Linked DNA regions of Homo sapiens: region 2 is linked to region 1. A link is an interaction called in ENCODE POLR2A ChIA-PET data of the cell type or tissue named here. Cell type or tissue: CD4-positive, alpha-beta T cell. All regions are shown on one strand. Links, peaks and the distances in the headings refer to the core of each region. The heading gives the core; the rest is flanking DNA.

Region 1 (15,890 bases), core at 5,443-10,442:
AGAGGGAATGGACCTGGGTCCCTGCACCCACCCCGTGGGACCTCTGGCCCTAGCACCCTCCTTTGGCTCAGGTGTCTGTCCTGACCTAGCATGTCCATCTGGACACAAACCCACCCCAGCTCCTGAGCCACATGTCCCTCTCTGGGCCCACACGTGGCACACATGGGCACCACAGGGACACATGTAATCTTGGAACAGGAAAGAGAGCACAAAGCCAGAAAATGAAATAAACAAGTCAGGCATAAACACTAATTTTTATAAGAATAAAACACCATAAACAAAGCCAAATGACAAACTGGGGGAAAAAACACTTTAAACTCCCATCCCAGACAAAGGCCTCACTTCCTAACTAAATGGAGTGCACCCTTGCTTCCCCAACCTGTCTGCTTCCAGCCTAGTCAGTTGTCTTGGCTTCCAGGGCAAAATGGGGTAAATGGTTACAGATGGGGAAACCAAAGCCCCAAGAGGGAATGGGCCAGGTCCCTGCACCCACCTCGCCCACCCTGCCAGGCTTTGGTTTTCGTCCCACCTCCCTGGTCTCCTGATGTTGGGGGCCCCAGGCTTGGTCCATGGTCCTTGTGCATCTATATCTTCTCCCTGGGTGAGTCCATCCAGGCTCATGGCATGAGATGCAACCTGTGTGATGGTAACTCCCCGACTTTAACTCCGCCAGTCCTCTCCCTACACTCGAGACACTTATACCCAGCTATGCACAAGGTACCCACTCTGGGTGTCTAAGAAACATTTCAAACATACCATGACCTAAACTGTACTTTTGATTTTCCTTCCAACCGTCCCTGCGAAATGGCTCCTCTCCTAGTCCTCGTTGTCTTAGAAATTGACACAACCACTCCCCCTTTTGCTCAGCGCCTACACCCTGGAGCCATCCTGGATTGGTCACTTTCTTCCTTCCCCACATCCAACCCACCAGTGACTCTGGATGCAGGTTCTACCTCCATCTCCACCACACTGGTCCAAGCCACCAACCTCTCTCAGCTGGGTTATTGCAATGGCCTCCTACCCAGGCCCCAGCGTTGGCCTTGCTCCCTTACATTTTAAAAAAATAATCTGTTAAGGCCGGGCGCGGTGGCTCATGCCTGTAATCCCAGCACTTTGGGAGGCCCAGGCAGGCAGATCATGAGGTCAGGAGATTGAGACCATCCTGGCTAACACGGTGAAACCCCATCTCTATTAAAAATACAAAAAATTAGCTGGGCATGGTGGCGGGTGCCTGTAGTCCCAGCTACTCAGGAGGCTGAGGCAGGAGAATGGTGTGAACCTGGAAGTCGGAGCTTGCAGTGAGCCAAGGTTGTACCACTGCACTCCAGCCTGGGCAACGGAGAGAGACTCCATCTCAAAAAAAAAAAAAAAATCTGTTAAACGTAAATCAGACTTCCTGGTAATGGGAGACTGTAATTCAGACCACACTTCCCTCAGAGAACTAGAAAAGCCCAGCAAATAGAAAACATGTGCTTAAAGGCATAGGAGGCAGAGAAGTACAGGGCTGGAGACAGGCAAGGCCAGCATTCCCCTCAAGGTGACGGCCAATCCTGAAGAGGAGGCTGAGAAATAGATCAGGGATTCTTTTTTTCTTTTCTCTCTTTTTTTTTTTTTTTTTGCTTTTTATTTTTCTGAGACAGGGTCACCATTACTTTTAATGGCAAAAACCGCAATTACTTTTGTACCAACCTAATATATTGCTCTGGCTGGTCTCAAATTCTTGGCCTGAAGCAATCCTCCTGCCTCAGTCTCCTGAGTAGCTGGGACTATAGGCGTGAGCCACCACACCTGGTCTAGAGCAGTGCTGTTGACCTACTCATGTGCTGAGGGAGGGGATGCCATAATGCCCCACACGTGGGGTGCAGGTTTCTTACTCTAGGAGTCAACTAGAAATAGAGCAGCCCTCAGGAGCACTGGATCCAGCTTCAAATCATCTCAGTCACTCAAATGCATAAAGGAGATCCCAGAATTTCAGATCCCTAGGCCTCAAATTATTTTATATTTATTTATTTATTTATTTGAGACAGCATCTCACTCTGTTGTCCAGGCTGGAGTGCAGTGCCTCGATCTCGGCTCACTGCAACCTTCACCTCCTGGGTTCAAGCAATTCTCCTGTCTCAGCCTCCCAAGTAGCTGGGATTACAGCCACCAGCCATCACGCAGAGCTAATTTTTGTATTTTCAGTAGAGACAGGGTTTCACTGTGTTGGCCAGGCTGGTCTTGTACTCCTGACCTCGTGATCTGCCTGCCTTGGCCTCCCAAAGTGCTGGGATTACAAGCGTGAGCCACCGCACCCGGCCTCTAACAATTTTTATACATACTCTCCAGTGCCAAATTAAAAACAACCAAGCAAACAAGGAAATAAGACAGCAGGAACAAAGCTCATGAGAAAGCACAGACAACTTTTAAAAAGGTCCATAGGATCTCCAGATTATGAAATTGGCAGACCATGTACTTTAAAATAAGTACTTTGTATCTATATTCAAGGATATAAAGAAATAAGAATTTTATCAAAGAACTGTCATCTATTAAAAATGGAGGCTGGGAGTGGTGGCTCACGCCTGTAATCCCATCACTTTGGAAGGCCAAGGTGGGTAGGTCACCTGAGGTCAGGAGTTCGAGACCAGCCTGGCCAACGTGGTTAAAACCCCATCTCTACCAAAAATACAAAAATTAGCCAGGTGTGGTTGTGGGCACCTGTAATCCCATCTACTTGGGAGGCTGAGGCACAAGAAACATTTGAACCCAGCAGGTGGAGGTTGCAGGAAGCCGAGATCTTCCCACCACACCCCAGCCTGGGGGACAGAGTGAGGCTCCGTCTCAAAAAAAAAAAAAAAAAAAGGCCAGGCGCGGTGACTCACGCCTGTAATCTCAGCACTTTGGGAGGCCAAGGCAGGCAAATTGCTTGAGGTCAGGAGTTTGAGACCAGTCTGGCGAATATGGTGAAACTCTGTCTCTACTACAAATACAAAAAAATTAGCAGGGCATGGTGTCATGCGCCTGTTGTAATCCCAGCTACTTGGGAGACTGAGGCAGGGGAACTGCTTGAACCAGGGAGGTGGAGGTTGCAGTGAGCAGATATCGTGCCATTGCACTTCAGCCTGGGCGACACAGTGAGACCCCATCTCAAAAAAAAAAAATACAAAAATTAGCCAGGCGTGGTGGCTCATGCCTGGAATCCCAGCTACTCAGGTGGCTGAGACAGGAGAATCACTTGAACCCGGGAGGCAGAAGTTGCAGTGAGCTGAGATCACGCCACTATACTCCAGCCTGGGCGACAGAGCAAGACACCGTCTCAAAAAAAAAAAAAAAGTGAAAGTGGAATATATATATATGTGTGTGTATATATATGGAATATATATATATATATATAATATATATTATATATTTATATATATATAATATATTATATATATATATATATATTTATATATATATATTATATATATTATATATATAATATATATAATATATATTATATATTTTATATATATATATATTATATATATTATATATATAATATATATTATATAATATATATATATATATATAATATATATATAGCCCATGACACAGTCCTCAGGAGATCCTTGACCATGTGCCCAAAGATATTTTTTCCCAAAGATATTTTTATAAATAAAAATAAAGGGTGGCCAGGCGTGGTGGCTCACGCCTGTAATCCCAGCACTTTGGGAGGCCGAGGCGGGTGTATCATGAGGTTAGGAGATCGAGACCATCCTGGCTAACACAGTGAAACCCGTCTCTACTAAAAAATACAAAAAATTAGCCAGGCGTGGTGGCGGGTGACTGTAGTCCCAGCTACTCGGGAGGCTGAAGCAGGAGAATGGCGTGAACCCAGGAGGCAGAGCTTGCAGTGAGCCGAGATTGTGCCACTGCACTCCAGCCTGGGCGACAGAGCGAGACTCTGTCTCAAAAAAAAAAGGGTAACAGAAGAGGTAAACGTGTGGGTAAATCTAAATGAACGTTATTGGTATAAAATTATAGTAGTATAGAAAATGATATCTTGTGGGGCTTAAAATAAAACATACTGAAATATGTATGGGTAAAGTTATATATCTGGGATTTGCACTGAAATAATGTAGGGTAGAGGGAAGCAGGAAAGAGTATACATGAAATGAGCTTGGCCATAAGATTGTTGTTGAAATTGAATGGATACTCGGGGCTTCATTACACAATTCTCTTTACTCTTACATAGCTCTACACTCTCAACATAAATAAGAATAAAAACACAAAAAACACACAGATACATCTATGCACACACATATATTTAAAATACACAAAAATATTAGCATATAAGTCACTGGGGGTAAATTTAGTTCCTGTTCCAAGGTTCTTCTACTGACTAGGAAGAGGATAGAAGTACTAACTCATAGGCTGGGCGTGGTGGCTCACGCCTGTAATCCCAACACTTTAGGACGCCGAGGTAAGCAGATCTCTTAAGGTGAGGAGTTCAAGACCAGCCTGGCCAACATGGTGAAACCCTGTCTCTACTAAAAAAGAATACAAAAATTAGCCGGGCATAGTGGTGCACACCAGTGGTCCCAGCTACTCAGGAGACTGAGACAGGAGAATTGCTTGAACCCAAGAGGTGGAGGTTGCAGTGAACCAAGATTGCTCCACTGCACTCCAGCCTGGGCAGCAGAGCAAGACTCCCTCTATCTCAAGAAAAAACAAATAAACAAAAAAAAGTACTAGCTCATGTTAGACTTTGATAAGTGAAGGATGCATGTTGTAAGCTCTAAAATAATCTACTGTCATCTTTTAAAATAACCCCAAGACTGCACAGTTAGGAAACTAATAGAGAAAAAGGAAATTGAATAATAAAAATAATAAATGCAAAACAAGATGTGAAAGGAGATAAGAAGAAACAGAATAGGCATGGAAAACAAGTTGGTGGTGGGTTTCAACCCAAATAAATCATCACCTACTTTTAAAAGGACAATCAATAAAAATTAAAGTAATTGGAAATAAAGTAAAACCCAATGCCTTTTATGTAAGGATACAGAAAGGTGGAAAATAATGAAAAATATATCATGCATGCACTAACCAAGAAAGCTGTATAACTTTTTTTTTTTTTTTGAGATAGAGCCTCACTCTGTCTCCCAGGCCGGAGTGCAGCGACGTGATCTTGGCTCACAGCAATCTCTCCCTTCTAGCATCATGCGATTCTCCCCGCTCAGCCTCCCAAGTAGCTGGGACTACAAGTGTGCCAACTTAGAATTATATTAGCCACACCCAGCTAATTTTTGTACTTTTTGTCTCACCATGTTGCCCAGGCTGGTCTTGAACTCCTGGGCTTCAGCGACCCACTCACCTTGACCTCCCAAAGTGCCAATTACAGGCATGAGCCACCATGCCCAGCATAACTATTTTTAATGAAGTAGACTTTAAGAAGAAAAGTATTATTAGAGATAAGAGACACATCATGGAAAAGAAGAAATTACTAGGAGACGGGTGCAGTAGTTCATGCCTGTAATCCCAGCACTTTGGGAGGCCAAAGCGGGCAGATCACCTGAGGTCGGGAGTTTGAGACCAGCCTGACCCACATGGAGAAACCCTGTCTCTACCAAAAATACAAAATTAGCCAGGTGTGGTGGCGCATGCCTGTAATCCCAGCTACTCAGGAGGCTGAGGCAGGAGAATCGCTTGAACCCAGGAGGTGGAGGTTGCGGTGAGCCAAGATCGTGCTATTGTACTCCAGCCTGTGCAACAAGAACAAAACTCCATCTCAAAAAAAAAAAAAAAAAAAAACACGAGGTTACTAGCTAGTTTCAGTATTACTTAACATCCAGGAAACTGGATATAGAAGTTTTTTTAGAGAAACTAAACCAATAGGTTATACATAGAGATTTATTTAGGAATTGGCTCACATGATTTTGGGGACTGGCAAGTTTAAAATCTGTAGGGCAAGCCAGCAGGCTATAAATTCAGGTAAGAGTTGATCTCGAAGTCTGGAACCTAACATCTGTAGAGCAGTCAGCAGGCCAGAAACTCAGGCAGGGTTTGTGTGTTATAGTGTTGAAGCAGAATTCCTGCTTCTCTGGGAAACCTCAGTTTTTGTTCTTACGGCCTTCAACTGATTGGAGGTGGCCCACCCATATTATGGTGGGTAATCTGTTTTACCTAAAGTCAACTGACTGTCAGTGTTAATCACATCTATGAAATAACCTCCCAGCAAGATATTGACAAGTATTTGACCAAACAACGGGGCACCAGAGCTTAGCCAAGTTGACACATAAATTAACCATCAGGAACGAGTAGAATATCCAAAAAACAACATACTAGGGGTATTATATCTTATATAGCTATTATAATTATATAAAACATATAATTATAGAATGAAGATATTAAGATAACCATTAGAACAAAAATATAAACTTTTCTTTCTTTCTTTTTTTTTTTTTCCTGAGACCAAGTCTTGCTCTGTCACCCAGGCTGGAGTGCAGTGGTGCAATCTTGGCTTACTGCAACCTTTGCCTCCTGGGTTCAAGTGATTCTCCTGTCTCAGCCTCCCAAGTAGCTGGGATTACAGGCACCCGCTACCATGCCCAGCTAATTTTTGTATTTTTAGTAGAGACGTGGTTTCACCATGTTGCCCAGGCTGGTCTCCAACTCCTGACCTTAAATGATCCACCCGCCTCAGCCTCCCAAAGTGCTGGGATCACAGGTGTGAGCCACCACACCCAGCCAAAAATCACCTTTTTTACAAGGATCAAAACAGTCATTATGCTGGAGATAACAGACCTCACTGTCACCATGCTCCTTTTGTATGTCTACTAGGCACGGTGCTGGGTCCACACTCACAGAAAGCTTAGGAGCTTGCACCCAGGGGCTCCGGCTGTAGCAGAATCCCAAGAATAAAACCTAGTGCTGAAAGAGTAGGAGATGGGGCTGGGTGCCGTGACTCACTCCTGTAATCCCAGCACTTTGGGAGGCGGAGGTGGGCAAAGCACGAGGTCTAGAGTTGGAGACCATCCTGGCTAACATGGTGAAACCCCATCTCTACTAAAAATACAAAAATTAGCTGGGCGTGGTGGCTAGCACCTGTAGTCCCAGCTACTCAGGAGGCTGAGGCAGGAGAATCATTTGAACCAAGGAGGCAGAGGTTGCAGCGAGCCGAGATCATGCCACTGCACTCCAGCCTGGTGACAGAGCGAAACAGCATCTCAAAAACAAAACAGAAAAAAGAGCAGGAGACTGGACTCTGGGAGGGCCTCCTGGTGAGAGGTGAGCACAGAGGGGAGAGATGATGGAGTCAGGAGCATGGGCTTCTGGTGGCCCCAGCAGACCCTGTGGCAGTGTGGCCAGGGGCCTCTGCAAGGAGGGATCTTGGCCAGGATGACGCTGCAGCAGGCCTCTTCCTGAGGCCCCCCAGCCAGTCCGGCCAGGGTCCCAGTGTCCAATGACCCCTGTTCCGCAGCAGCAGCTGGGGCCAGCCCCAGGCTCTCTTCCACTCCCAGCTTCTTAAGACAGGAAGTGGAGAGAGTTGTTTGACAAAACACTGGGGCAAACCACATCCTCTCTCTTCAAGGGACAGTTTGAGGGGATGCCAGCAGAGGGAGCTTTAGAGTAGAGACCCCTACCCAACCAGTGACCGTCACGCACACAGCAGGGCACGCTATGGAGACCCCCAGACAGTCACTCAGGGAGACCCAGCAGGTCCAGACTCCACCTAGAAATTTGTGGCAGCAGGTCCCCACTCCCAAAGGCCACATGCCCACGGGTGGTCTCTGGTGCCTGAGACTCCAGTCTCATTTGCATCTTTGCAACTTCGAGTTTAAGTGGGTGTCGCATCCTGAATGTCCTCCTGAGCAGAGGAGGGGCACAGCCTGGGGTGGCGGCTGGCGTCAATCCCTCAAATCCCCTGAGAGCCACTGGGGAGACTAAGCAGTCCCCAGCCCCGACTTGTCCCTGAGCTGCCATTCTCAGCCCTGTGGGAGGAGACAGAAAGACCTGAAGAGAAACCAAAGGACCAGGTCAGGAGGGGCGGGGGGTGGCATGAGAAATCAGGGCAGGGAAGGATGGACAGATGGGGGAATGGAGGGAAGAAGGAATGAATGAAAAGGTGAATGAATGAACAGAGAGAGAGAGCAGCCACTCCTCCCTTGCTTTAATTTACAAAGCACTGGGATCCTCCCAACAGCCTGCAAGACAGAACTTCTGGGAAGCAGACCAGGTGGCTGGCAGGGAGGGGAGGCTTGCCCTGGCTTTTGTGGGCCCAGTGGGAGGCAGGGAGCAGGAAGGGGCATCCTGTATGTGTCCTCTGCAGCAGCAGCAGCGGAGGCCTCCCTTGGGCTGGGCTTCCTGGAAGAGGGTCAGGAAACACCCGCTGTGGCCCCTCTCCACCACGCCCTCATCCAGGACACCAAGTATCAGTCACTCAGCTCACGAGACCCAGGCCCTGACTCAGGGAGAGAGGATGTGAGGGGTGGGGCACCGGGCTCCTCAGGACTGAGAGACCCGAGATGTGGCCCCAGGCTGGGTGTTGGGGCAGACTGGCTATGGCAGCATTGTGTGTACCCCAGCAGGCCAGTACCCACGCAGGGAGCCTCCAAACCCCTTCACCCATGACCCTGGGAGAAGACCGCAGCCTTGGAGAATTGGCCTCACTGAAGGGGCCTGCACCGGCCAGCAGGGTCAGGCGGGGCCAGACAGGTTCCCACCTGGGATATGCAAATGGGCCTCCTGAATCCTGGAGCCAGGCGTGGACTCACACACCACCATTGTCCCCAAGTCCCCATCTGCCCCACGAGCACACCCTGCCACCTGTTCTGTGCAAGGGCCCTGAGGCTGCCTCCTTGCGCCCAAGACCTGCAGGTGCTGAAGCCCACACACACACGGCTCCTGCTTCCTGGGCCAGTGCACGTGCACACACACACACACACACACCCACCCACACATACACATACCCACACACAATCACACACATTCACACACACCCACACTCCCCACACTCACACTCACATACACTCACACACACCCACACATGCATGCAATCACACATACCCAGACACTCACACACACACCCACACATACATTCACTCACACACACACACACACACACGCCTTCTCCAGGAGGGGCTGGCTGCCAAGGGCCACCCAGCTTCCTCCCACGTCTCACTCACCGTCCAATATCCGAGCAGACCTTGGAGTCGGCGGCAACAGCAGCGTGGGCAAAGGCCTGGGGGCCACATGGGGCCTGGTGTCGAGAGAGGACCACAGCCAGCACAATGACAGCCAGCGCCAGCCCCAGACCCAGCAGGACTAGGCTGACCGTGGCCCCGTAGCCCCGGGCCATGGCTCTGCAGCCCAGGAGGAGAGGGGCGGCTGGTGGGCAGACGGAGGGACGGATGGGTGGGCAGATGAATGGACAAGAAGATGCACAGAGTCACAGGTAATTGGACAGATGGACAAACAGGTGGGGGCTGAAGACAGACACGAAGATGGATCGACAGATAGGCCAGATAGCTAGACAAAGAGGACAGTAAGAGAAAGATGGTCAGATAGACAATGGGACAGAGATGGGCTTACAGATGGGCGGACAGACAGACAGGTCTGAACAGCGGGCTGCCAGATGGACAGATGGGTGAATGGACAGATGGCTGGCAGCTGTGGCGAGCTGCTGCCCTCACCAAGTGCACACTACGGAGTGGCCAAACTCACGCCTCAACTTCTGGTTTTCAGCTCCTGCTTGTTGCTGGCAGGAGGCCAGGCAGCAAAGCGTCTGAGGGGAGTTTTCCTTGCCTAGAGGAGTCAGCTGCTGTGTTAACTCCCTCACTGCTAGTAGGTCCAAAGGCCCCACCTACCGCCCGCCAGAGCCCAGGGTCACACTGTCGCAATGTGCAGGAGAACTTGGTGCCTGCTGCACTGCGGTTGCCAGGTAGGGGCAGGGCTCCCTGGAACCTCCACACCATTCCCCGGGTTCCCGGCAGCTCTGGGAAAGCAGAGCTGGGGCCGCTCAACTCTCTCCCCTGGATCCGGCAAGGCTGCCCCCCTCCCAGAGTGGAGCCCTGCTCCCCAGCTCCCATCTCTATCCCCTAACCCTCTCCTCATGGCCCAGCCTAGTCAGCATCAAGGTGGAGCTGAACAGAGGCAGAGGGAGGGGGACACAAGGTGGTGTCACTTAAAACTTGGGTTCAAGTCCTTATGCTTCTGCAGCCTGGCCTGGGTCCCACAACTCCCCAGGGTGGCCAAGGGCTTCCCAGTCTGCACAGAGGACAGGGGGACTTGACAGCATCAAATGCTGGTGACTACAAGACGCCCATGTGGGGAATGCAGACAGACCATGCCTCTAGCCCTTGGCATCCGGGACCATTTGTCCAGGACTTGCTGTCCTGGAAATGCAGCATGGACCTCCAGGGAGGGAGGCTGTGTGGAGGCCACGCCCTGCCTGTAGCTCTTTCCCACCCTAGCTGCGGGTCTGCTTCCCTGAATCCAAATCCGCTATTACTGTGCTGGCAGCGCAGCCTCTCTAGGGACACTGGCCTGGCTCTGTTCTCCCCAGGCCTCAGGGTGCCTAAATGGGAGGCAGCCAGGAGAGTGAGGACCCACTGAGGGGCTCTGTTGACCAGGCTCAGCAGGGGTGCAGGTGATGTGGGCTGGACTTCTTCCCACGTGGCCCCCACAGTCCTCCCCGCTTCCTCCCCAGCTGAACACTGCCTGCTCCAGATGTCTACACCTGGAAGCCGGGCCCCCCCATCTGGGCAGCAGAGAAACTGAGGCACAGAGACAGACTGTGTCCTTACAGGCCACACAGCCTGCCAGGCCCCTATGTCCAGCCAGAGCCCCTGGTCAGCCTGGACTGGAATGATTGTTTAGAGGCAGGCTGTTCCCACGGCTGCCTCTCGCGGTGGGGGGCCTGTGGATGCCTCCTCCCGCCCCCACCCGACTCCCAAGCCTCAGTGACATTGCTCAACCAGGAGCTGAAGTGCATTCCTGGGCTTAGGCCAGCCCACCCACCCACCCGCTGCAGTCCTGGAAGCTCAGAGGCCTGGGCAGCAGGAACAGTGGAGACAGCAGCGTGGGGGACGTCCCCCCTCCTCTCCCCACCATCCTGGTCAGGCAGAGGCCAGGGTGCAGGGACCGCCTGAGCAAAGGCCCAGGGAAAGGAATGGGTGTCATTCTGGTCCTGACCCGAGGCACAGCCAGGAAGGTCCCTGAATGTCCTTCCTCAGGAAATGATGGGGGAAGGGGCGATGAGAATGAAGGAGAGGATTTAAGTCCCTCACCCCCCGAGGTAGTCCTGGGCTGAGCCCCACGGGACCTGGAGAACCAGGGTGTACCCCACCAGCGTGTCGGGTCCAGGAAGCCTCGTGGCCAGCTCCCACTTCTCTTCCTGCTGTGCAACCCAGAGCAAGGCCTGCCCCTCCAGCTTCAGTCTTCTCCCCTGCAAATGGGGCCACGGCCTTTCCTCTCAGGCCGAAATAAGGATTGAGGCCGGGTGCAGTGGCTCACCCCTGTAATCCTAGCACTTTGGGAGACTGAGATGGGGGGACTGCTTGAAGTCAGGAGTTTAAGTCCAGCCTGGTCAACATAGTGAGACCCCATCTCTATTTGTTTAAATAATTTTTTAAATTAAATAAATAAAATAAGGATTGAGGAGTGACTCGTACATCACTCAACTGGGAGCCCCAGAGACACAGCCCTCCAGGGCTCAGAACCGGTGGTACTCTACTCTGCAGGCACAAAACCCTGTTTGTGGGCCCTTTGGTATCACCAGGTTTTCGGGGCTCCTGAAGGATAGCCCCGACCTGGCCTCACCTGGGCCCTGGCCAGAGTGCCCCTGGTGATATCCAGAGTGCCCCTGGTGCTGGGCTGTGACCACCACCCCTCACCAGCCTATCTCCACCAGCCTTTCCCAGAATCCTGCCCCAGGTGTTGGAACTGTGCCTGGAGGAGGGAGCAGGCCCCGAGGGAGGCCTGGAGGGGCTGCTGATGGTGAAGGCTGCTGTGTCTAGTTGTTCCCTTCCAAACCCACTCCCTCTGGGCTGCATCCCCGGCTGGTCCAAGCCCTGATCCCTGGGATCTGGGGACCTCTTCCAGTTTGCTGTTCCCTGAGAACCAGGCCTCCCTCTGGAGAGGATCACAAGCTTGGGTTTCACTCTGGGCTTAAACTTGGAAACCCCCCAGGGGCTTGGCTCTGACTGAGATGTTTTCCTCCAGCCTCTTGCCCAATCCCCACTCCTCAGACCTCAGCTTCACCTCCCATGTCCTCGGCAGGGTGAGCTGGACGCCTACGGGTCTGAGAAGGCACCCGGGTTCCCGGCATCAGCTGGCCACTCTCTGCCTAAGAAAGGGCCGGGGTCGCTGCACCCTCTGGTGGCTGGTCCTAGGTGGTGTTGCTGCCCAGCCCAGGGAAGGGAGGGCCTGGCCCCAAGTCTGAGGGATCAGGGTGGGAAGGGGCAGGGCTTGGCATGGACCTTCCCCTGGCCCCCAGCCACGTGCCTGGCTTTCCCCATGCTGAAGATGCTGAGGCTAGTTCCAGCGACCGCAGCGTGAAGATCTCCGAATCCCGCCTCTCCAGTGCCTCATTTATTGTGCTGCTCTGCTGCTCACAGGGGAAGCCGGTCCCCCAGAGTCCCCTTCCTGGTCCTAGTGAGTATCTTGTCCCTAGATTGCTTGTCAGCCTTGTCCGCCTGGAGCACTCAGTAGCCAGCAGGCTCCCCGCCTTTCCTGGAGTCCGAGGCAGCTGCCCAGCCACCAGCCGTGTGGACGATGGCTTGCACCACAGCGATGAAAGTGGATGCGATCTGGGTGTGATGGTGCCGGGTCTCCAGGGCTGCAGTCACTGCCTGGGGGTGGGAGGAGAGGGGAAGCCTGAGCAAGGCTCCAGATGCCACCTGAACCACATCTGTGTGGTCACAGGCCTCAGCCCAGGTGGTGCCATTTCGGGCCAGGTCATCAGGAAGAGCAGGTTGGGGCCTGCTGGGTCTCACTGGAGCAGGGGGTTTGGCCTTCATGTCACAGGGGCTCCAGATGGCCCAGGCACTAGAGAGAGGACACCAACCATTGTCCACTCTGTGATGATCCAGGCCTCCAGCCCAGGATGCCCTGGGGCCCCACACCGTGACTCAGTTTCTCCAACCCCCGGCCCACCTGGTCAATGTTTCTCTCCACTGTCGTGACGTTGGGCAGAAGCTGGTTGTGCAGCCGGGGCTCCTCCACGGCCCGCTTCACGTCATAGCCGAACCAGAGGTTGTAGATGATGGCCTGGGGCATGGGAGTGTGATCAGCGTGGCTTGGGGGCTGTGCAGGGTGGGCACGGCCAGGGAGAAAAGCTGTGACACATATCAGTGCAGTGGCTGTGGTGATCTGTGTGCCCCCAGCAGCTCCCACAACCATCCGGACCTGGCCGTCCTGGCCCACCATGATCGTCGGGCACATGGACGAGAGCGGCTGCTTCCCTATGGCCGATGGGAGAAGACAGGGATGCCCGTCAGCTGCCTGCCCAGGACACCCGCCCCTCTCCACCCCAGTCCCCCACCCCCGGACCTCCACCCCATACCTGGCTGGATGAAATTGGCAGGTGAGGGGGCACCCCAAACTCGTTGGTGATGTTGGGAGAGCTGAAGTCGTCCATTTCATCATTGAACAGGATCCCGCTGACCGGGGAGCGGACCTTGGAGCCAAAGCTACCGCCCAGCCAGGTCAGACAGTGCCCGACCTTGCCTGGCCCAGCCTGGTCCCTATCCACCCACTGAGGCTCAAACATACTCACTGAGAGGCCCAGGATAAGCTACCAAGGTTGGGCCTCAGTTTCCCACCAGGAAAAGAGGTGACGGAGCCACCTTACTGGATAAGTGGGCAGTCCCTGGGCCACCCGCCCCTGGCCCTTTCCCACCCAGGCGGCCCAGCAGCCCCTACTAGAGGTTGATGGTGCTGGTGGTGGACACAGCACTGCCGTCTTCTGCGACGACAGACAGGTGAGCAGTGCCCCCATCAACTGGCGTGTAGAACTCGGGCTTGTAGTAGGAGATCGGGTGAGTGGTGTCGTCAGAGATCTGGGCCCGGAGCTGGGCAGCGAAGAACTCAGAGGTCATGTTGCGGACCACCTGCCGAGACCCCAGAGCTGGCCTGAGGAGGTGGGGAGGGAGGGTGGGGAGGGGGCACAGGTCTCAAAAGGCCCCTGACTGTGGCTCTGATCACAACCCTCTGGCACCCACAACCTTCCGTGGCTCCCCAGGACCCAAGGGCAGGCCCAGGATCTTGCAAGACCAGTCTGACTCCCTGTCTCTGTCGCGTTCCAGCAACTCTGAATGTCTGTCTGCCTGGTCCTCAGCCTCCAGACCCTTGCTGCATTCAATCACTCATTCCTTCATGCAAAAAATATTTCTAGAGTTTGCACTGCATGCCTGGCACTGGGGAATCAACAGGGAACAGACACTTAGGTCCTGCCCTCATGCCAAGAAAAACAAACACACACAGGGAAAGTGCTGAAACCACAAGCCAGGTAAGGGGAATCAAGAGGCATGAGGTATGGGCAGAGTGGTCAGGGAGGGCTTCTCAGAGGAGGCAACGTGTGAAAAGAGCCTGGAATGTGGCCTAAATGGTCAGTGCAAAGGCCCTGAGGCAGGTGGTATAGGCTGGTGAGCGATAGGCAAAGAGTGAATGGAGTGGGGTGGGGAGAAGAGGATGAAGATGCAGGCTGGGGCCCATCCCACAAGACCTCCTAGGTCCCATAACAACTGGCTTTTGCTCTGTGCCATGCAGGCTTAGGGCAGAGGAATGAGCAGGCTGGGGAGTGTTTTCACAGGGTCCCTCTGGCAGCTATGACGGGGATAAGGATAAAGCCCAAAGGGGAGGCTGTGGGTATCAACCAGGCAAGAGATGATGGCCTGGGTGGGAGAAAGAGAAGAATCAAGGATGGTGCCGACTAGCGAGGTAAACCCTGCAGAAAGGGCAGGTTTGGGGATGGTCAGGAGCTTGATTCTGGATACTTCATCAGACCTGAAGAGCATGGGTGCACGTATAAAAAAATAAATAAATAAGCATGGGTTCACGGGCAAGGGCGGGCTGAGAGATGAACATGGAGGTATTGACATTGAGTGGCTGCTGGATGCCATGAGCCTGGCCAAGGTCCCCAAGGCAGTGGCGAGGAGGAGATGAGGAGGTCAAGGAGGAGACAGAGGATGGACCCGAAGGCCGAAGAAAATGCCTCAAGGGAGTTTCAACACCGGGCGCGGTGGCTCACGCCTGTAATCCCAGCACTTTGGGAGGGGGATCACGACGTCAGGAGATGGAGATCATCCTGGCTAACACGGTGAAACCCCGTCTCTACTAAAAATACAAAACATTAGCCGGGTGTGGTGGCGGGCGCCTGCAGTCCCAACTACTCCAGAGGCTGAGGCAGGAGAATGGCGTGAACCCGGTAGGCGGAGCTTGCGGTGAGCTGAGATCAGGCCACTGGAATCCAGCCTGGGCGATAGAGGGAGACTCCATCTCAAAAAAAAAAAAAAAAAAAGAGAGAGAGTCTGGCTCTGTTGCCCAGGCTGGAGTGCAGTGGCGCGATCTCGGCGCATCACAATCCCTTCCCCGCCCGCCCCCGGGTTCAAGTGATTCTCCTGTCTCAGCCGCCGGAGCAGCTGGGACTACAGGCGCGTGCCACCATGTCTGACTAAATTTGTATTTTTACTAGAGACGGGGTTTCACTATGTTGGCCAGGCTGGTCTCCAACTCCTGATCTCGTGATCCGTCTGCCCCGACCTCCCAAAGTGCTAGGATTATAGGCATAAGCCACCACGCCCGGCCTCTTTTTTTTCTTTTTCTTTTTTTTATCTGGAGACTGAGTTTTGCACTTGTTGCCCAGGCTGGAGTGCAATGGTGCGATCTCAGCTCACTGCAATCTCCACCTCAGCAGGAGAGCAGGAATC
Region 2 (15,890 bases), core at 3,875-8,874, 210 kb before region 1:
TACAAGGACACCAAGGGTTGTAAAGGATCAGGGAGTCAAGTATCTGAGACACAACTCAGCCACACTCTAAAATCTTCCTATTCCAAATCCAGTGTCCTTTCCATTTTTCCTTCTTACAACCCCAGGTCTAGGTAGGACAGCTGATTTTTACAGTAAGATAGTGGTGAAAAAAAATCGACCAATGGGTAGTTCCTGAGTGACTGCTCTGTAAGTGAAGGCAGCAGTTCAGACGGAGGCTATGTGATGCTCAGTGGGATTAGAGGTGTTTTCGGATTCAGTGCACAGAGCCCAGTGGGTGAGCAGCAGAGAGTGGCTGTGAAGTGGGGGTTTGAGAGGCTCTCCCACTTCTTCTAATCTCCAGTGGGCTCCATAGCTGGCCCCTGGGGCTATAAGTTCTGCTTACTGGGAGTCATCAGGGTGTGGCTTGAGCTGCAGGTCTGGCCATGGGCTGTCGGCCTGCCTTGAGGATGACCAGAGCCTATCTGAGACTTTATTTGGAGTAATGTCTTTGTATTTTGAAAACAAGTTCAACTTTGTTCCTAATTGGAAACTATTCTATTGATTGTTTACTTCTGGATATTTAAAGAAATGGTAAAATATGGAAACAAAATTTACCATTTTACCCACTTTTTAAGTGTACAGCTCAGTGGCATTATGTACATTCACATTGTTGTGTTACCATCACCACCATCCATCTCCAAAACTCTCTTCATCTTGAAAAGTTGAAATGCTATACCCATTAAACAGTAACTCTCTATTGCCCTCTCCCTCTCTGGCAACCACCATTCTACTTTCTGTCTGTATGAATTTTCCTATTCTATTTTCCACCTATAAGTGGAATCATATAATATTTGTTCTTTTGTGTCTGGCTTATTTTACTTAGTGTAGTTTTTAAAGTTTATTTCATGTTGTAGCATGTGCTAGAGTTTCCTGCCTTGTTAAGTTTGAATAGTATTCTGTTGTATGTATACACCACATTTTGTTCATTCATCTGTTGTTGGACACTTGGGTTGCTTCTTACCTTTTGGCTATTGTGATAATGCTGCTATGAACATGAGTGTACAAGTGTCTGTTCAAGTCCCTGCTTTCATTTATTTTGTGTATATAGCCAGATGTGGAATTTCTGGGTCATGTAGTAATTCTGTACTTAATTTTCTGAGGAACTGCCATACCTTTTTCCATAGTAGCTGCACCATTTTACATTCTCACCAGGAATGTACAAAGACTCCAGTTTCTCCAGGTCCTCATCAATACTTGTTATTTTCTGGCTTTATTTTGCTTTGATAACAGCCTAGATGGAGGGTTTTAATGCTATAGTTTCTACTTTTTTTCATATTGTATAGTGGTCCCAGTGTCCATTTTGGCATAGCTTATGATAAAGTTGCAGTTTCTGGCCAGGCATGGTGGCTCACTGTAATTCCATGCCTGTAATCCCAGCACTTTGGAAGGCCGAGGTGGGTGGATCACCTGAGGTCAGGAATTCGAGACCAGCCTGGCCAACATGGTGAAACCCTGTCTCTACTAAAAATACAAAAAATTAGCCAGGCGTGGTGGCAGATACCTGTAGTCCCAGCTACTCAGGAGGCTGAGGCAGGAGAATCACTTGAACCCGGGAGGTGGAGGTTGCAGTGAGCCGAGATCGCGCCACTGCACTCCAGCCTAGGCAACAGGGAGAGACTCCGTCTCAAAGAAACAAAAACAAACACAAAAACTGCAGTTTCCAAACTTTTGATTAGCAGTATTCTTTTTTTTCTAAATGTGGAACCCAGGAGATAAAACAGCTATCAGTCTAGGAAAGGTTTGAGTCTTCTTTGTCTGTGAGAAAGTACTTCCTTCCTTGCATGAACCCTTAAGAGAACTCAGAGCCTATTGTGAAAGCCTGTGCTAGAAGTCATTGCTGTAAGCACTGGTGACAGTGGCAGTCATTTTAAATTTATTTTATTATTATTTTTAATAGAGACAGGGTCTCACCTTATTGCCCAGGCTGGTCTCAAACTCCTGGGCTCAAGCAGTCCTTCCGCCTCAGCCTCCACAAGTGCTGGGATTACATGAGCCACTGTGTCCAGCCCCTAGCAGTTATTTTAATTGATAAAAGTGGAGCACATGTTCAATCTGTCTGTTTGAGGCTTATCCCACTGCCTGCTGGGCCCTTCCAGCCCCTTCTGCCAGCCTCTCAGCTAGGACTTTTAATGGGTCCTCCTCCTGCCCTCCCTGACGTATTTGGTAGTGTCCATATCCCCATCCCAGTTCCTCGGGCCAGCCTCCCAGGTGTCAGGTCCTGTGAGTCTACCTCCTAGTGGGATTCCCCTTCATCCCTGCTGTCACGGGTCCATCTGGGATCCTGGCATCTTTTTAAAAATAAGAGCTTTGTAATTTACATGCCATGTAGTTTCCCCTAAAGTGTACAAATTCAGTGGTTTTTAGTATATTAACAGAGTTGTGTAACCACCACCACAATCAGTTTTAGAACATTTTTGTCATCCCAGAAAGAAACCCTAAACCCCTTGGTAGTTGCTCCCCAGTTGTCCTTCTCTCCAAGCCCACTAAACCAGCGGTTCCCATCCATTTGGCACCAGGGACTGGTTTCTTGGAAGACAATTTTTCCACGGACCAGAGGCAGAGGGCAGGGATAATTTCTGGATGAAACTTTCACTTCACATCATCAGGCATTAGTTAGATTCTCATAAGGAATGCACAACCGAGATCCCTCGCATGCACAGTTCACAATAGGGTTTGTGCTCCTATGAGAATCTAATGCTGCTGCTAATCCGACAGGAGGCAGAGTTCAGGCAGTAATGCTTGCTCACCTGCCGCTCATCTCCTGTTCTGTGACCCAGTTCCTAACAGCCCATGGACCAGTACTGGTCTGTGGCCTGGGGGCTGGGGACCCCTGCACTAAACTATTTTCTATCTCTATAGATTTGCATATTCTGGACATTTCATATAATTGGAGCCAGAAGATACATGCTATTTTGTATATGACTTCTTTCATTTAGCATAATGTTTTCAAGGTTCTTCTGTGTTGTAGCATGTATCAGAAATTTATTCCTTTTTATGATTGAATAATAAATACCCCTTTATATGGACATACTTCATTTTATTTATCCATTCATCAGTTGGTGGACATTTAGGTTATTTCCACCTTTTAGCTTTTAGAAATAATGCCTCTGTGAACATTCATGAACAAGTTTTGGCGTGGACATGTTTTCATTTCTTTTGGGTAGATACACATAGGAGTGGAATTCCCTGGTCATATGCTAGCTCTGTTTAACATTTTGAGGAACTAGCAGACTGTTTTCCGCAAGGGTTGCACCAGTTTACATTCCCAGCAACAATGCATGAGATTCTAAATCTCCACATCTTTGCCAATCCTGTCATCTTTTGCAGCCTTCAGACTAGTCTGCCTATCTCTAATTATTTTTCTATTATCTTTCTAAAACATAGGCAAAACATTTTGTTCTCCCTAAAACACCCATTGATTCCCTGTTGCCTACAGGTAAAGTTCATGGCCTCTGTGTTGTCACTTGGCCCTCAACTACCTTTCCATCCTCCATTCACATCCCTGCTCTAAGGCCTTGTCTTCTAGTTTTCCCATCACACCTCGCTCTCCCTGCCTCTTTGCTTCACTGTCTTCCACTGCAGTGTATTCCATTCTTCAAGGCTTGATGCAGTAACTTACTCCTTTGCCTTCCTTAATCGCTTTGAATTGTTCTTTGCTGCCTTTAGATGTTGCCTGTGTTTCTTTTCGTATCATTCAGGTTTTGAAAAAAATAATAGGCTTGTTACCTCTGCTAGCAGTGATCCCTGGGGGCAAGGATTGTTCTCACTCTTTTGTGTGCCTGGCACCTGATGCATTGCCAGGAAATGATGAATGCTATCGTAAGGGACCAAGGAGCTCCTTGTGTGTTAGACCACACCGCTGTCCCAAGGCAGCTCTTCACTGGCCTGTCTGCATAGAGCTCAGGGAAGGACTGGTTCCTGGTGGACCTTGGCACTGTGACCTTCCTGGCTCTTCATAGGCCTTGTCTCAGTTTGTCCTATTTCCTTTCTAGGAGAGTTGTGGACTGGGGCAACCTTTGCCAGTGATGAGAAGTGATGCTCGTGGCAGTGCTGAATCTCTCTGAATATGGTAAGGACTGATGCCTGCCTATTTTGCGGACCTCAGTGTTCTTTTGTTACGTTACTCCTGGGGGCGAGGGGCATTTTCCTGTTAGATTCTGAAGGCTCTTATTATGGAGTAGCCTTCCTCCCAGGAAGGCTGTTGGCACCTTTGAGGGTGTGAGATTGCTTGCCTGGTGGTTGAAGCGGCTTGCAGGACCTTGTCACAGTTGCTGGAAAGACATAAAGTTAACATGTTTTGTTGAAATCTGTTGTTCCATTACCTGGGTCTTCTACTGTGTTGAGCTGTTGCTGGGGTGTCCCCAGTGTCTGTTGCTTTTGCAGTGGACAGTACCCAGGACATACTTTCTGCACAGATTGGCATAACCCTCCCCCCTCGGCCCCCCACCCCCCGCCCTTCTTTTTTTTTTTCTTTAGAGGATGATTTTTTTGTTCATTCCCCACATCTGAGAAGGTCATAGCTTTTCAAGGTAGAATAGATCATATGCTGGAGCAGAATTGTATTCATCTGTGGGTATTTGAAGAGATGAGTGACATCTCAAAGCAACTTGTCTCTTCCACCAAACCCCTGTTTCTAGATTCGAATTGCAGCCTTAAATGCCAGCTCCACCATTGAGGATGATCATGAAGGAAGCTTTAAAAGTCACAAAACCCAGACAAAGGAGGCTCAGGTACGTAATGCGAGGTCTTCTCTGTAGGTGGACCTTCTCATTTCTATAGAGGGAACCTCATTTTAAATACATTTAGGCATCTCCTCAGTGGGGCTTTAGGGGGAAATTCCATTTTGAAAGATGGCTAGCTCTCCATCTCCTGTTAAACCTGTTTTACTTAGCAGACGATCATATAGAGGAGAAATTATATTTATTCTATCAGTGTATGTGAAGGCCAGCTCAGCCCCCAGGCCTACTTCCATGCACCCCATTCTTTGTGCAGCCCTCAGGAGTTGGGATACCCAGGGAATGGTAGAATATTAATGGTAGATGGTGTTTCGAGGTTCCCTAGTGTATTGCCCTCACTTTACAGTGTGATGAGACTCTTGAGGGGAGCAGCCTAGACTGGGATCACCCTCCAGGTCAGTGAGGGAGCCAGGTCCAACCTCAACTCCCTAGATTGTTGGTCACTCCTCTTTCCCATGAGGCCTGGCATCTCTTCCATTTCAGCCTTCTTCTTTCCATCCATTCATCTCCATACCCTTCTCCTATCCTAGTGTAATAAGAGTTTGCTCCTGCCTTTGTTTTCCCTGAAATAAACATATGCCTTCCCTTCCACCCCGCTGCATTTTATGGTAGAAATCAGGACAGTTCCAGAGCTGTCTCAGAAGTCTACTAGTCACCTGTCCCTAGTCTGCAAGGCATGTCAGTGAGGCTCAACCTACCCAGTGCCCCCTCCCTCCCACAGGAGATTGTCATCCTCCCCAGGCAATGATCAGGCTATGGCAGAGTGGTGAGTAGAAAAACATGGAAACCAGGCCGGGTGCGGTGGCTCATGCCTGTAATCCCAGCACTTTGGGAGGCTGAGGTGAGTGGATCACTTGAGGTCAGGAGTTCGAGACCAGCCTGGCCAACATGGTGAAACCCCGTCTCTACTCAAAGTATAAAAATTAGCTGGGCGTGGTGGTGCATGTCTGTAGTCCCAGCTACTAGGGAGGCTAAGGCAGGACAATAGCTTGAGCCTGGAAGGCAGAGGTTGCAGCGAGCTGAGATCATGCCACTGCACTCCAGCCTGGGCGACAGAGTGAGACCCCGTCTCAAAAAAAAAAAAAAAAAAAGAAAAGAAAACAATGGAAACCAGCTTTTGTTTGTTTATTTAAGAGATAGGGTCTCACTCTGTTACCCAGGCTGGAGTGTAGTGGCATGGTCACAGCTCATTGTAACCTCTAACTCCTGGGCTCAAGCAGTCTTCCTGTCTCAGCCTCCTGAGTAGTTTAGGACTACAGACACCAGGCCACCATGCTCAGCTGATTTTTAAATTTTTTTGTAGAGACAGGGGTCTCTCTATGTGGCCCAGGTTGGCCATGAACTCCTCGGTTCACACCTTGGTTTCCTAAAGTGCTGGGATTACAGATGTGAGCCACTGTGCCTGGCCTGCAATGGAAACCATTCACACTGAACATTTTACTCACAACCCTTCTGATATCATATGTTTGGGGTATTTTCCCCCCATACCAATTCTCCAACTCTCCATATACCAACTGGGTGTCCTACAATTCAATTCTGACACTAGCTACACAGAGTTAGTGTCAGACTCCACAGCACTAACAGCTCATCCCACAAAACTGCCCTCACTTCAGATGCCAGTTGCAAGCGTTGAGTGCCAGGATACCTACACTTCTGTCCAGCCGGTCTGTAAAATCAGGGATTCTCACCCCCTACCCCTTTTAGATTTGATAATTTGCTAGAATGACTCACAGGACTTAGAAAAACACTTTACATTTACCAATTTATTATGAAGGATACAACTCAGGAACAGCCAAGTGGAGGAGATATTTATGGCAAGGTATGGGGTGGATTCACAGAGCTTCCGTGCCCTCTCCAGGTGCGGCACCCTCCCAGCACCTTGATGTTGTTCACCAACTTAGCAGCTTTCTGAACCCTGCCCTTTAGGGTTTTTAAACAGAGATTCCATCACATAGGCATGATTGATTAAATCATTGGTGATCAGCTCAATCTCCAGCCTCTCTTCCCTTCCTGGAAGTTGGGAGGTGGGGGAGCTGAAAGTTCCAGCTATCTAATCACATGGTTGGTTCCTCTGACTGTAGCCCCGCCTTACACACATTTTTGGCTTAAAAAAGACAGATCTTTATGCTGTATGAAAACATCTCTTGTCTTGATTTGCAGGAAGCAGAGGCTTTTGCATTGTACCACAAGGCCCTTGATCTGCAGAAACATGACCGGTTTGAGGAGTCTGCCAAAGCCTACCATGAGCTCTTGGAGGCGAGCCTGCTGCGGGAGGTGAGGCATCAGCAGGCCAGGCAGTGTGCCGTGGTGGTTAGTGCATGGGCTGTGGGGCTGGGTACTCTGGGCCTTACCTCTGCTCTCCCATTTCTTGGCTGGGGAACCTTGAAAACATTATTTCACCTCTCTGCCCCTATTTCCCCACCTCTAGGTATCTGCCTCATTGAGTTTTTATGAGGGTTGAGTAAATCCAGTGAAGCATGTAAAATGATTCCTGGTGTAAGTGCTTGTTAAAGGCCAGCTATCGTTATTACTTAATCTTCACAACCACTCTGCCCAGTAGCTGGGTTTTACAAATGTGGAAACTGAGGCTTAGTGAGGTCTTGATGGCTCAAAGCCATCCAAGTAAGTGAAGCATTCGAACCAGGTTTGGAGTCCATGGTTTGCTGATACCTAATGATCCTACTGGCAGCACATTTTAGCAAATGCCATTTGAGTAAAAGACCATGAGCTTGGGAAGTCTGTATAGACATGCCATGCAATTTTGAATATAGTCAGAAGGACTGGGGACACTGGTTACAGTAGAGAGGGGCAGGCAGAGCAAGACCTGGTCCCAGCATGGGGACTGTGGTAGTGGTGAGTGAGTTAATCCTCGAGTTGACTGGAGATGTCGACTGGAGGTTTGGGAATTGGTCCCAACCTGAAATTGATTTAGGAAGGTGTATATTTCATTAGGAGGAAAGGCGTTTGTTTTCAAGTTTTCATGTTTGTTTTCGCCCAAACATGCAGATGATGTGCATTAAGGAAGCAGATAAGCTCCATGGGTATTTACTGGACTGCACAGTCCTTGAGTTGAGCAGAGTCTCCTGTAGTGCTAGGCATGCAGACACTTATGACTCAAGCAAAAACCTTGATGGTTTTTGCTGCCGATGAGATAGAATACTGAGTTTTAATTGTGAGAAGAAAGCATCTGTTCCTTCTCTCACCCACGGTTTTTCTTTGTATTCCTAATTATATAGCTTGTCAAGATTCTTTGGTTACTGGTTACAGTGCTTTGGAATTAGTGGTATGGGACTTGTGACCTCCTCCTCTCCTGTTAGTAGGAAGTGGGTGAGGACCCAGAGAGGGAAAATTAGTTTATTCCATGTTTACTGAGCTTTGGTTATGGACCAGTTGGTGGGCATGTTGGTCTTCCCTCTCAGGACGTGGTGGAATGCCAGGTGGGCCCAGCATCCAACAGTTGCTAGGCAGAAACCTTTTACCTAAGGGCACGGTCATGTGTCAGCCTTTTAGTTGTAGGTGTGTGCATCTTTCTGTGCACAGTGTATCACTTTCAGCCTTAAAAGGTTGTTTCAGCCTTAAAAGGGACAACATGCTCATTGTAAACAATGGAGAAGTACAGAAAATACATAGAACAGTTTCTTTTTACACTCATATTGCATTGGCATACTTAATGTTAATTACATAATTACAGTTTTGCAGAAGATTGGCATAGATAGGCCCTGGACCCCAGCTGACTCCTAAGAAGCATTCACCCTGACTGGTGGGTGTCCTAGAGGGACTTGCTCGGGCAAGCCTTTCAGGGTGGATGGAGAGTGGTGCTGAATGTAGGTAGTCTGTTAGGTGGAGGTTAGTTAAAAGCATCCACTGTTATGTGCATGTCCATGTGTATTGCTGATTGTTTAGTTCGAAGTAGACTCACTTAGTCTCTGTAAATTTGTTCCCACTATTCTTTGAAGAGTTCTGTACCTGGAGGGACAGAGGTAGCTGGGATCCAGCCCTGGTCAGCTGGTTCTTGGGGGCCTTTTTGTATGATAAGTCAGATGACGGTAGAAGATAACTGAATGGGGCTTCATTTGAGCTTCTCAGTCTTAAAGAAGTTCCTTAAGACCTCCAAGGTAGGTAGATTCTTGGATTAGTCAAGGGATGCTTCCTGAGGGTGGCATGTCTTCAGATCTTACCTGTTCAGAACATGAAGAGCAATGTGTGGAAGCCACCTGCCCCAGGAAAGAGCTTCTTGGTGCCCGTGAGTTTTTCTGTTAGAAAATGTTTTAGTCTTTGTCCTGTGGTTGGAGCAATAGTTTTCTAATCAGCAGTTTCTTAGAATATAAGGTCATTAAAGCTGTAATGAAATAACTTTTCATATTAAGCATATTTGCAATTCTGATGGTCTTTCAGCTCACTTTAACTTTTGCTATTTAGGGTAGGAATTATTTTTCTTAATTACAGAGGTCAGACACTAACGTTTTAGTTAAATTAGCAATTGTCTATGCTCATGTGATGAGTTATAGAGTTGGGAGCTCAGTCTCTTGATTCCTAATCCTGGAGTGCCTGCAGTGAAGCTCTAGGCCTTCTGCCCCCAGGCAGCCTGCTGATACTTTGTCTTTTATCTTATACCTGGAGCTGCTGACTGGGTCTACCTATGCTGTAAATGTTATTCGCTAGGCTTGAACCCTCAGGCATGGCAGTAGTGGTGGGGCAGTTTCTCTCTGTTGGATGCCCAGACTCTCTGCAAACTATTAATACCTCAGGGTGGTCTGTTCTTCTCTGTGCGCTTGGAGTAGGAGTGGTCTTATAAGAACACATGGTGCAGTGCCTTCATTTTCCAGTGGTGGACAACACTAGACTGGCTCAAGGGCCTGCAGCAGAGGCCAGCCTGGAAGCCAAGTATCCTGCTGGCTGCTTGCTGAGGCTTCAAGGTCTAGTTGTCACTTCTGTTCTGTTTTGTTCACAGGCAGTTTCATCCGGTGATGAGAAAGAGGGGTTGAAACACCCTGGGCTGATACTGAAATATTCCACTTATAAGAACTTGGCCCAGCTGGCAGCCCAGCGGGAGGATCTGGAGACAGCCATGGAGTTCTACTTAGAGGTGTGGTTTTGGCAGTGCTTAGCTACCTTGGTGTTTTGAAAGCTCTTGGTGGAGGGGATGAGGTTGCGGTCTTGTGGGCCAAAAAGAAGAGTTTGTAGTGGTGGATCACCAAGCTATAGTACCCAAGGCTCTAGGGTAGGTCCATAGGTGATAACAATTAGTACTGACCAGGCCTGGAGAGCAGGGGCTGGGGCAGAGCACATGCTTGGATGCAGAGGCCTGCATGTGAATTCTTCCTTTGCTGCTCAGTGCACGTGTGGCTGTGAGTGAGTTATTCAGTCTCTTGGTATCTCTAGGTCTACACCAATATAGTGGTAATAATAAAGAAGAGCATAGTTGTGAAAGTTAAATGAGTTGGTATGCATAATAGTATCAAAAACAAAGTCTGAAACTGAGCATTCAATATATTAATACTTACAGTCATAATAGTATTGCTGTTATTTCATGTTACTATCAGTCTGTCTCTGGGCACCTCTAAAGCACCAGACACTGCGCTGTTTGCTTCCTACGCATACACTAATCCTCATGCCATCTTGCAAGGAAGGAGTCTTTATCCTCACTTTAGTGATGAGGAAATGGAGGCTCAGGATCATTCTGCTAATCAGTGTTGCAGCAGGGATGTGAACCAAGGTTTGTCTTCAAAGTACATGAGTTTTCTTGAATCCCATAAGACTCTCATTTTTTCAAATTGTTTTAAAGACAGGGTCTCAGTCTGTTGCCCATGCTGGAGTGCAGTGGCACAATCAGGGCTCACTGCAGCCTCGACTTCCCAGGCTCAAACGATCCTCCGACCTCATGCCCCCAAGTAGCTGGGACTATAGGCATGCACCACCACCACACCCAGCTAACTTTTTGTATTTTTAGTAGAGATGGAGTTTCGCCATGTTACCCAGGCTGCTCTCGAACTCTTGGACTCAAGCATTCTGCCCACCTCAGCCTCCCAAAGTGGGATTACAGGTGTGAACCACCAGGCCTGGGCATATTTTCTTTTCTTTCTTCTCCTTTTACTTATTAAATATGTAAGGAATACAGATATTCAGATTGACAAAATATATCAAGACAATGGGGAAACTGAGGCAGGAGGATCACTTGAGGCTAGGAGTTTGAGACAAGCCTGGATAACATACTAAGACCGTGTCTCTACAAAAAAATTGAAAATTAGCTAGGTGTGGTGATGTGCCTCTGTAGCCTCAGCTACTCATGGAGCTGAGGTGAGAGGATTGCTTGAGCCCAGAAGTTTGAGGATGCAGTGAGCTATGATCACACCACTGCACTCTTGCCTGGGCAGTAGAGTGAGACCCAGTCTCAAAAAAGAAAAATTTTTTTAAAAAATTCTAAGTTAAATAACTTGGTCCCTGTAACTTTTTATATGCCATTATCACTCTAGATCTTGGAAACGTGCGACTCCAGGAAAGATGAGCTGGCATTACTTGTCAGTTATAAGATAGTCATGGCACTTTTGCCATTTCCCTGGGAAGTTCAAGTGGCTGTGCCAGTGCCGTGCTCCTCCCGTCCCCGGGGTGCATATTCAAGGAGAGATCTGACTGTGTGTGTGTGTGTGTGTGTGTGTGTGTGTGTGTGTGTGTGTGTGTGTGTGTGTGTGTTTGCCCTCTGCTTGTGTCGCTTCCAGGCAGTGATGCTGGACTCCACAGATGTCAACCTCTGGTATAAGATTGGACATGTGGCCCTGAGGCTCATCCGGATCCCCCTGGCTCGCCATGCTTTTGAGGAAGGGCTGCGGTGCAATCCTGACCACTGGCCCTGTTTGGATAACCTAATCACTGTCCTGTACACCCTCAGTGATTACACAAGTGAGTCATGCTTTGATGCTTTCTTCCATGTGCCAGTGGTTTTTGGAACAGCAGAGGAAAGGCAGTTTGGGTAAACTGAAAGCCAAAGTTAACACTGAAGGGGTTTGCCAGACTGTCAGGGAGAATGGCAATGTTCTTAGATTTCTGCTTTATTCTGCATCTCTTTCTTGATTTGTTAAATGCCTTGTAGTAATAAAGTAGCATGTTTTCTGAATGATTTTACTTTTTTTTTTTTTTTTTTTTTTTGCTTTGCAAGGTTTTGTTTGCTTGACAGAAGTGGCTATCTTATTTCCTCCCTGCACTGTCCCATTTTGTGTGTCTTAGTCTGTTTGGGCTGCCATTAAAAAAAAATACCATAGATTGGGTGGCTAAAACAGCAGAAATTGTCTGGGTATGTTGGCTCACGCCTGTAATCCCAGCACTTTAGGGGGCCAAGGCAGGCAGATCACTTGAGCCCAGGAGTTTGAGACCAGCCTGGGCAACATGGTGAAACCCTGTCTCTTCAAAAAATACAAAAATTAACTGGACTTGATGGTGCGTGACTGTCATCCCAGCTACTTGGGAGGCTGAGGTGGGAGGATTGCTTCAGTCTGGGAGGTCGAGGCTGCAGTGAGTCGAGGTTGTGCAATCGCATTCCTGTCTGGGTGACACAGTGAGACCCTGTCTCAAAAACAAAACAAAACAAAAATCAATATTATCTAAATCAGATGTGGGTAAGACTTGAGGTACAATTTGTCCTGAGACAAAATTCCTCTCCAGTTGTAAACTTGTGAATACAGATAAATTAATGTGCTTCCAAAATATAATGGTGGGACAGATATAGGACAAACATTTCCATTCCAACAGGGAGAAATAGGAAAGCAGGAAAGTGTGATGGGTCCCAAAACTTAGCAAACTTAGCAAGGCAAATTTGAGGTCCTGAGGCTCAGGAATAATTCTCTTTGACCTGATGCTCCGCCCTTGATGCCCACTGAGGTGGCAACATCACCCTCATGGTACGTGGGTGGAGGGACAAGCCCCACCCTTTTGGCTGGGCAAGGGCTCTACCCCTAAGATGCTAGGTTGAGACATCCTGGCCTATGCAAACTGGAGAAGTAGCCCCACCCTTTAAGGAACTAGCCCTAGCCTCTTGGTCTGTGATGGGAGTGGCGGCTCAGATGATCTTTGAATCATCTTTGAGGGTTCTTCTTCCCTTTCCTTGAAAGATAACATATATTCTTGACTTTCTTTCATTCTTTCTCATTTTTTTTCTGTTCCCGTTAGTCCCCATTAGCAGTGTTTCTGCCAGTATAATCCCACCTTTCTGGCTTCTGAGATACCTGATTAAATCTGTGGTTCATGCCCACACTGATCTTATAAGAAAATTGTTGGTCAGTCACACTCATAGTGTTCTCAGAACAAACTTTCTCAATTTTTGCAATATGGATAGACAGAATTTTCTAAATCTTTTAAGTTCTGGTTCCTTTTTGCTTAACAATGCCCTCTTATTTTCTCTATTTTAGCATTTCACTATAAGCAGTCAGGAGGAACTGGGCTATGTCTTTAATACTTTGCTTAGAAGTCTCAGCAAAATAGCCAATTTTATTGCTCACAAGTTCTACCTTCTACCAAACACTAGAACATAGACGTAATTCAGCCAAGTGCTTTGCTACTTTATAACAAGGATCACCTTTTCTTCATTGTCCAATAGCATGTTCCTTATTTCCATTTGAGATCTCAGCAGAAATGCCCTTGATGTTTATATTTCTACCAACATTCTGTACATGATTATTTATTCTCTAGTAAGATGGAAGCCGTCTCTGTACCTCTTCTCTTCTTTCTGAGCCCTCATCAGAATCACCTTTTTTTTTTTTTTTTGAGATGGAGTCTCTGTCACCCAGGCTGGAGTGCAGTGGTGCGATCTCGGCTTATCGCAAGGTCCACCTCCCAGGTTCATGCCATTCTCCCGCCTCAGCCTCCAAAGTAGCTGGGACTACAGGCACCCACCACCAAGCCCGGCTAATTTTTTGTTTTTTATTTTTAGTAGAGACAGGGTTTCACCGTGTTAGCCAGGATGTTCTTGATCTCCTGACCTCGTGATCCGCCCGCCTTGGCCTCCCAAAGTGCTGGGCTTATAGGCGTGAGCCACTGCGCCCAGCCCAGTATCACCTTTAACAATCCTTACATACCAATATTCACTTTTTCCAGTGTACACCTCGAAACTCTTTAAGCTTATACCCAGTTCTAAAGCTCTTTCCAACACCAGGTGTGGTAGCTACAGGTAGCATGCCTGTAGTCCCAACACTCTAGGAGGCTGAGATGGGAGGATCGCTTGAGCCCAGAAGTTCAAGAACAGCCTGGGCAAGATAGTGAAACCCCATTTAAAAATACTTTTTTTTTTTTTTTCATTAACTGGGTGGGGTGGTGCACACCTGTAGTCCCAGCTACTTGGAAGGATCACCTGAACCTAGGAGCTAGAGGTTACAATGAGCCATGATTGTGCCACTGCACTCCAGCCTGGGTGACAGAGCGAGACTCTGCCTCAAAAAAAAAAAAAATTTGTTTCCACATATTTAGGTATTTGTTACAACAGCAGCCCACTTGTTGGTACCACTTTCTGTCTTAGTTAGTTCATGCTGCTATAATAAAATATGATAGATTGGGTAGCTTAAACAAGAATTTATTTCTCTCAGCTCTGGAGGCTGGAGAGTCTTTTTTTCTCTTCCTTTTAAAAAGACAAATAGGAACAGGATAGAATGTGTTGAGATAGATGAGGCCTTGCTCAACCTTCTCACCTCCAGTTCTTGTTCTCCATAACCACTTTTTAAATCTTTTTAATTGAGGCAAAACATACATACAATAAGGTACATAAATCTGAGACCTGTCAGTTTGTATATGTGAAAACATGTCAAGATACAGAACATGTGCAGCGCCCCAGAAGGCAGGTTACTTTGGGTCCCTTCCACTTTTTACAACCTCCTAAGGCAACCTTGATTTCTCCTTTTTGTCACCAAAGATGAACTTTGCCTGTTGTTGAACTTTCCCTAGGTAGAGTCAGGAAGCGTGTAGCGTGTGCTTTCCTCAGGCTGGCCCCTTCTGCTTGTCATCCTGTCGGTGAGCGCACCCATGTGGGGCACAGCAGTCTCTATGTCTTGTTATTTTGTGTGGTCTATTATGTGCATTTGCACAATGTAGCCATTCTGTACATGGGCATTTGGGTTATTTCCAGATTTGTGTTCTTAGTCATAACCTGCTATGAACATTCTTGTATATGTCTTTTAGTGAACATATGCACTCGTTCTGTAGGTTGCCCCTCATTTCACTCCCACCAGCAGAATATGATAGTTGTACAGGGCTGTGTTTTGACTCTAGCAGTTTCTTCTTCTGGAGGCTTTGAGTCTCTTCTTGGGTGCTCCTCCCACAGTTTGGGACCATCTTTGGGGTTCAGCCTTCCTTCCTCAACTGACTTCTTTAGTTCTTTGCACCCCTCTCTCATTGTAGAAGAAGTTATGCTTGGTAAACTCAAGTCTTTGTGGGAAGATTTAGGTTGGAGTATTGTATTAGGGTTCTCCAGAGAAACAGAACCAATAGGATGTATGTACATATATAGAAAGAGATTTATTGTAAGGAATTGGCTCATGTGGTATTGGTAGCTGACAAGTTCCAAGATTTACAGGGTGAGTCAGCAAGCTGCAGACCCAGGAGTGATGGTGTATAGTTCTAGTCCAAGTCCAAAGGCCTGAGGACCAGGAGAATTGATGGTATAGTTTCAGTCTGTAGGCTGGCAGGCCCAGGAAGAGCTGATGTCTTGGTTTTAGTGAGAAGGTAGAAAACCCCCCCCACCGCAATGTCCCAGTTCAAAGGTAGTCAGGCAGAAAAATTCTCTTATGCGGGGGAAGGTCAGCCTTTTTGTTCTGTTCAGGCCTTCAACTGATTGGATGAGGCCCCCCCACATTAGGGAGGGCGATCTGCTTTACTCAGTCTACTGATTTAAATGTTAATCTCATGCAAAGACACCCTCACAGACACACCCAAAATAATATTTGGCCAAAGTCTGGATATGCTGTAGCCCAGTCAAATAGACACATACAATTAATCATAACAGGGACTGAACTGATACATACACCTGTGAGAGCCCTGATAGATTTGACAGTCATTTAAAACAAAAAATTAAAGCAGCATGTTAAATTGACTCTCAGTGGCATTTTATGTATTTGA

What was found. Peaks named below come from ENCODE experiments on the same cell type or tissue, not always from the same donor. Only the 100,000 strongest peaks of a DNase experiment are listed, where the experiment ranks them.
Region 2: POLR2A ChIA-PET joins it to region 1 with 5 read pairs; 1 of 35 experiments calls an interaction of 5 or more read pairs at or near these places.

What each region holds. Positions count from the first base shown.
Region 1 is chr22:24,235,407-24,251,296 of GRCh38, forward strand. It overlaps GGT5 (gamma-glutamyltransferase 5), which reads right to left and starts at 9,676. Exons shown (of 12, transcript NM_004121.5): 1 at 9,147-9,676. The coding sequence starts at 9,319. It also overlaps the pseudogene GGTLC4P. RefSeq lists enhancers at 7,973-8,022, 8,457-9,012, 9,013-9,568, 10,681-11,236, 12,379-13,367 and silencers at 12,175-12,469, 12,210-12,279. In CD4-positive, alpha-beta T cell, for the core only: a CTCF peak has its summit at 7,684; a DNase peak (open chromatin) is centred at 7,515; H3K4me3 peaks cover 371 bases.
Region 2 is chr22:24,031,392-24,047,281 of GRCh38, forward strand. It overlaps CABIN1 (calcineurin binding protein 1), which reads left to right. Exons shown (of 37, transcript NM_012295.4): 2 at 4,053-4,129; 3 at 4,698-4,790; 4 at 6,957-7,070; 5 at 9,748-9,882; 6 at 11,513-11,693. The coding sequence starts at 4,127. Among named protein-coding and RNA genes, the nearest start is that of CABIN1, 28 kb to the left of the region's middle. In CD4-positive, alpha-beta T cell, for the core only: no CTCF peak of the experiment used is centred there; a DNase peak (open chromatin) is centred at 7,000; H3K27ac peaks cover 874 bases.